2 separate regions of the Homo sapiens genome follow, and region 2 is linked to region 1. Evidence: read pairs that join two places in POLR2A ChIA-PET (ENCODE). Cell type or tissue: PC-9. All regions are shown on one strand. Links, peaks and the distances in the headings refer to the core of each region. The heading gives the core; the rest is flanking DNA.

Evidence for each region. ChIA-PET counts read pairs that join two places held together with the same protein. Peaks named below come from ENCODE experiments on the same cell type or tissue, not always from the same donor. Only the 100,000 strongest peaks of a DNase experiment are listed, where the experiment ranks them.
Region 2: POLR2A ChIA-PET joins it to region 1 with 8 read pairs; 3 of 35 experiments call an interaction of 5 or more read pairs at or near these places.

What each region holds. Positions count from the first base shown.
Region 1 is chr10:26,943,346-26,946,255 of GRCh38, reverse strand. No RefSeq gene overlaps it. Among named protein-coding and RNA genes, the nearest start is that of FAM238C, 2.8 kb to the right of the region's middle. In PC-9, for the core only: no CTCF peak of the experiment used is centred there; no DNase peak of the experiment used is centred there.
Region 2 is chr10:27,250,928-27,253,837 of GRCh38, reverse strand. It overlaps the pseudogene LRRC37A6P. Among named protein-coding and RNA genes, the nearest start is that of ACBD5, 12 kb to the right of the region's middle. RefSeq lists a silencer at 1,121-1,350 and an enhancer at 1,391-1,550. In PC-9, for the core only: CTCF peaks have their summits at 1,003 and 1,203; a DNase peak (open chromatin) is centred at 1,217; H3K4me3 peaks cover 1,353 bases; H3K27ac peaks cover 585 bases.

The DNA.
Region 1 (2,910 bases), core at 235-2,734:
CACTAGTTGGAGGTGGGAGAAGTGCCAGATTCCACTGATTTGAAACCTGCCCAGCCTGATTCCGGAGCCGTGACTTACAGCACATTGGCTACCAGAAGACGCCCAAAGGTAGGGAGGAGACAGTTCGCTTTCCTATCCCCGGCCCCAAGCAGGAGGACTTGCTCTGACTGGATTCCCCACCCCTTCTTCTTTCCCTGTTGCATCCAGCCGGTTACTTTCCCTTGCCCTGCCCAAATGCCCACTTCGAGGCCCTCTTCTTCTTTTCCTAGGCTGGCTGAAAACTAAGTTTTCAAAATACAAAATGAAAAGTAAGATTTGATTGCTGTAGAGGAAATGTCCAACAGCTCTTGTATTTAAACTTAAGTAGCCCCATTGGGACTCCCAATTTCATATCTTGAGTTCTAGAGGTGCTCCTGCCGTATAGTTCTGAAACTTTCTGCACAAATTCAGTGGATCCTGTGTTTTTTTTTTTGTTTGTTTGTTTGTTTGTTTGTTTGTTTTACATGGAATAGCCCTTTTTTTAACTGCAGAGAAGCTAGAAAAGTCCCAGATAGCAACCTGTGGCCTAGAAAATTTTATTTCTTGATCAAAACAACTATTTATAGATGCTTGTGGTCCAAAGATGCAGATTTCTAATCATGCCCAGAAAGAAGTGATGTCCACTACAGGCAACCAGGGAGGGAGCTTAGGATTGTTTCTCTACCCATAAGAGGGTAGAGAAAGGGAATCCACATGTTTTGATCCCTCCATGTGCGGGGTATAACTGGGTGTTCCTGAATGTGCACCACCTTTGGTGTCAGAGAGAACTGGATTTGAATCCCAGTTCCATCACTCATTATGAAGTGATGGTGAATGAGTTTTTAAATCCTCTGAGCCTCAGTTTGCTCATCTCTAAAAGATGGGATTCTTATGAAGCTTGCATAAGATTAGTATGTAAAAATCTGGGAATAATGCCTGTAATTTAAAAGATGGGGTTATGATGAGGCTTCAATAAGGTAAGTGTGTAAAAACCTGGACACAATGCCTTTAATTTGGTAATCGTTCAATATATGGAGAAGAAGGATTATTTTTCTCTCCTTTAATTTTTAGAACAAGTCCATACAATTGGCATTATTCATATTTTTAAGATAATCAAAGGGTCAGTAAGTTTAAATAAATCACCATACTCACAAAGCAGTTCACAATATATTTACTGGGTAATTGCTACTTAAAAGTAGCAATGATGATCACATTGAAAATCTTGTATTATGTGGCAGTTTTCTTTTCCATGAGCCTCTTCATTTGTGGAAACCATAGAATCTAAGTTGCTCTATCAAAGTGATCATTAGAAAAATGTAATGTCCGTAGTGTATAAATTTTAGAAAATTTCCTCTGTTAGTCTTGTTAATTTGATTGAATATGTGTGTTTTGGATTATGAATATGAATATATATTGATATATGAAATAAGACTTGACATCATAGAGTAATCTTAGCTCATGGCAATGTTTTCTTCTGAAAACAGCTGCCGAACCTTGTCTTTTTTCTAGTTTCCAAAAAAATCAGAGGCGATGGGGCAAGGTGGGTCTTTGAATGTCAGATAGTGCGCGAGGTACATTGGTATACAGTAATTTCCGCATAATTCATATTCATAATTCACAGTAAGGAAACCTGAAAGTTGCTACCGGGTACTAATAAATGAAAGGTGGGGCGGGCTGCTGTGGGGGCGGGGCCTTGTGAGCCAGTGCCTGGACTCGCACAGCACGTCACAAATGGAAGGGCGGCGCGTGGGGGGAACTCAAGGCCTGATTGATTCCTCCTAAGCAGGGCGTGATCTGGTTGGCAGGGCAACCGACCTTCAGTTAGTGCCTTCAGTGGGTGCCTTCAGTTGGTGGCATTTGGTTGCCTTTCCTGGGGACAGGTGGCAGGTGCTCAGCTCTGCAGGGTGGGGGCAATTGAAGGCCCAAGCTGCCCGAGAAGAGCGGAGTTGCCCCATGGGGACCACGCTGGCCTGTAGCATGTGCACCAAAGCCAGCCCCAGGCAGGGCCCCCACAGGGCTTCTGCGGAGCCATCCTGAGGCTTTGACATCTATGAGTGGGCGGCCAGCAAAGGCGCAGGCCCCAGCACAGAGGAGCAGAGGCGGCCGGAACACCCTGTCCCTTGATACCAGCCCCAAGCAGAGCCACCTCAGGATAAGGTGTTTGGAGCCGTCCTGCAGCTCTGAGATCCACGAGGTGGCGGTGGGAGTAGCACCAGACTCCACTGATTTGGAGTCTGCCCTGTCTGATTCAGGAGACATGACTAGCAGCACATCGGCACCAGAAGACGCCAGAAGGTAGGGAGACTACAGATACCGCTTGGCATTAGGAGCTCTGGTGACCCAAGTATCCACAGCCTAGGGCTCCTCCCTCCTGCCCTAGTTTGCTTTCCTAGGCCCAGGCCCCAAGCAGGAGGACTTGCTCTGACTCCACTTCCCACCCCTTCTTCTTTCCATGTTGCATCCAGCTGGTTACTTTTCATTGCCCTGCCCAAATGCCCACTTCTGGGCCCTCTTCTTCTTTTCTTAGGCCTGTCAAAACTAAGTTTTCAAAATACAAAAAGGATGCCACAGATTTCATTACGGTAGAGGAAATGTCTGACAGCTCTTGTATTTAAACTTAGCTAGCCACATTGGGACTCCCAATTTCATATGTTGAGTTCTAGAGCAGAGCTCTCTCTCCTAAAGTAATGGCTGAGGGTTAGAGGTACGCTTCTTCATTCTAATAATAAAAAATGATTTCTTGTAGAGACAGGGTTTCACTGTGTTGCCCAGGCTGGTCTCAAACCCCTGGCCTCAAGTGATTCACTCACGTTGGCCTCCCGCTTTGTTGGGATGACAGGCAAGAACCACCACACCTGGCCTTGGGAGCTGCTCCTGCTTTGTGTGTTTTGG
Region 2 (2,910 bases), core at 208-2,707, 310 kb before region 1:
AAGAGAGACTATGGGGGTGGGGAGTGTGTGTGTGTGTGAGAGAGAGAGAGATTATCTCTGCTTCTTTTGTGGAAAAGCAGCCCCGCCTCCTCCTGCTGATCAGAGTATATGAATCCTGCCCCAGTGGTGATGTATTTCTTGTCTTTTGGTTACTGGACCCAAAGAATCTAAAGCACCCAACCCATAACCTTTAGAGAACAGGACTTGCCTGCCTTCCAGATCCCAGAGCTGCAGTGATGAGAAGCACAGGAAAACCTTAGAAGATTATTGGGAGCATTTGTAACTGGGGACACTCCTGTTTCTACCTCTCAGTTTCCTGTAGATTCTTCCTATGAAGAACTACTATATAAAGATCTGTGATTGAATATGTATAAAAGATGATGCCTCCTGCTTTCAGAATGTCTCTTTTGGCATAGTACCTCCTTTGCATCTTGAGAAGATTTCCCCAGGGCTCCATGAGTCCAACTGCGGCTTTTTTTTTTTTTTTTTTGAGACAGAGTATAGCTCTGTCGCCAGGCTGGAGTACAGTGGCTCAACTGCAACCTCCGCCTCCCGGGTTCAAGTGATCCTTCTGCCTCAGCCTCCCGAGTAGCTGGGACTGCAGGCGCCCACCACCATACCCGACTAATTTTTGTATTTTTAATAGAGACGGGGTTTCACCATGTTGGCAAGGATGGTCTTGATCTCTTGACCTCGTGATCCACCCGCCTCGGCCTCCCAAAGTACTGGGATTACAGGCGTGAGCCACCATGCGCGGCTGGAATTAAGACTATATATATATTGATTTTTTTTTCTTGAAATCTACATGGATTTAAGAATCATTAGTATATTGAACGGGAAGAAACAAGATGGCGGCTGAAGGTGATCCAGAGTGGGGCCCCAGCGATTCGGATTGAGCCTTCTCCCTCCACCCGCTTCGGCAGGCCGGGTCTCTACCGCCCAGGCGCCCGGCCCCTCGGGCCTCCTCGTCAGGCCCCGGCGCTCCCCACTGCCTCCACTGCGCCCGCCGCTCCTCGTCCGCTTTCCCTTCTCCCCCGGTCTCAGCCGCCGCCGCCGCACACGTCCGAACCCATCGGGGGCTCAGCTAGCGGCAACGCAGTAGCAGCCGGGGCAGGTGGGCCGCCGCCAGGATGAGGTGGCGCCCAAGACGCGGCTGAGCTCGGCCAGGGTGGGCAGCAGTAGTTGGCGGAAGCTGCCGCTGCCTTCCGCCCCCACACACGCACACCACACCACACACACCAGCGCCCCTGGCGGCGGCGGCGGGGGCGGCGGGGCTGGGGCAGCCACCTGGCGTGCACCACCGAGGCCCTCGGCCGTTAACAAAGTGGTATACGATGACCTCAAGAGCGAGGAGGAGGAGTACGGCGACGCTGAGGAGACCCAGGAGTCTGAGGACAACTAGGAGGATGAGATGGAGGAGGACGACGATGACTTCGATTACCCTTACCCGGAGGAGCTGGAAGACGACGAGGAGGACTCCAGTTACTGCAGGGAAAGCAACTTCAGGAGCCATAGTACCTACAGCAGCACTTCAGGCTGGAATGCAATGTTGCGATCTCGCTTCACTGCAGCCTCTGACTCCCAGGTTCAAGCGATTCTCCTGCTTCAGCCTCCTGAGTAGCTGGGATTACAGGTCAGTTTCTCTCCCTGGAAGGAAGAGTATTCTCGGATTTCAAAAAAAGGAGGAAGAGTTCAGGCTGCCAGAAGTGGACTAGCACTTCTGAATATCCGGAGGCGAGGTCGCCTGACTTCCTTGGGAAGCTCTGCAGTGCCCCCACCCCACCCTACCCCACCACTGCAGGCCCTGGAGTCCTGGGACCACCCAGGTCTGCGACCCAAATCCTTCCTCGCTAAGGGGAGGGGAGGGGGTTCCGGGGGGGCGGGATGGGAAGGGGTGCTTGGACAGGATTGTGACATAAGATTGCCATGGTGACATGGAGCAGATTTAGACCCGAGCCTAATAAAGGTGGCATTAAATAAAGGTGTCATAAAGACAGGGCAGGGCGCACGCTTATAAGGGACACGAGCGTTTCGGGGCTGCCAGAATGGCTCTCGCTCACTGCGCGGTGCCAGCATGTGTCATGTCCCGGCTGTGTTTCTGGGGCCTATGGCCCCTGCTCACGTGGCAACTATTGTGGCTACTAGTCAAGGAGGCTCAGCCTCTGGAGTGGGTCAAGGATCTGCTCCAGCTGACCTCTAACCCCCGGGGGCCGCCTGAGCCCTGGTCTTCCGCTCCTCCCATCTCCCATGGGAATCTCCCCATGCCCCTATTGCCCCAGCAGATCCGGGGGACTTTGATTACCTGGGGCCCTCTGCTTCCTCGCAGATGTCAGCCCCACCCCAGGAATCAACTGAAAATTTGGTTCCATTCCTGGACACGGATTCAGCTGGAGAGCTGCCCCTAGGGCCAGGGCAGTTCTCAGTTGCACACCAGGATTTCAATGACAAGCTGACTCTGCAAGAAAGGCTCCCAGAGGTGGTTCCAATGCTGGACAGGGATCAGAACCAGACCCTAGTTCAGCCTCCTCGCCTCAAAAGTAAGGTTCAAACTGCAGATCTAGATGGGGCTGCAGGTCATCAGGCAGATGAAATACTTGTTCCACTAGACAGTAAGGTTTCAAAACCAACCAAATTTATTTATTGTTTGTTTCACCCAGGAACCTGAAGAAAGATCTAGCTCAGCATTGGAGCATTGCTGATATTGTTGGAATTCCACAGCAATTATCCAAACCACAGCGTTAGAAACAGACTTTGCAGGATGAATATTCGAGTATGGATACACAGTATCCTGGCAGCCTGCCTCCAGAACTCCGGGTGAACTCAGATGAGCCTCCAGGGTCCCCTGAGTAAGTTGGACTTTCTCAATTCCATCTAGAGCCTGAAACTCAAAATCCAGAGACCCTTGAAGAT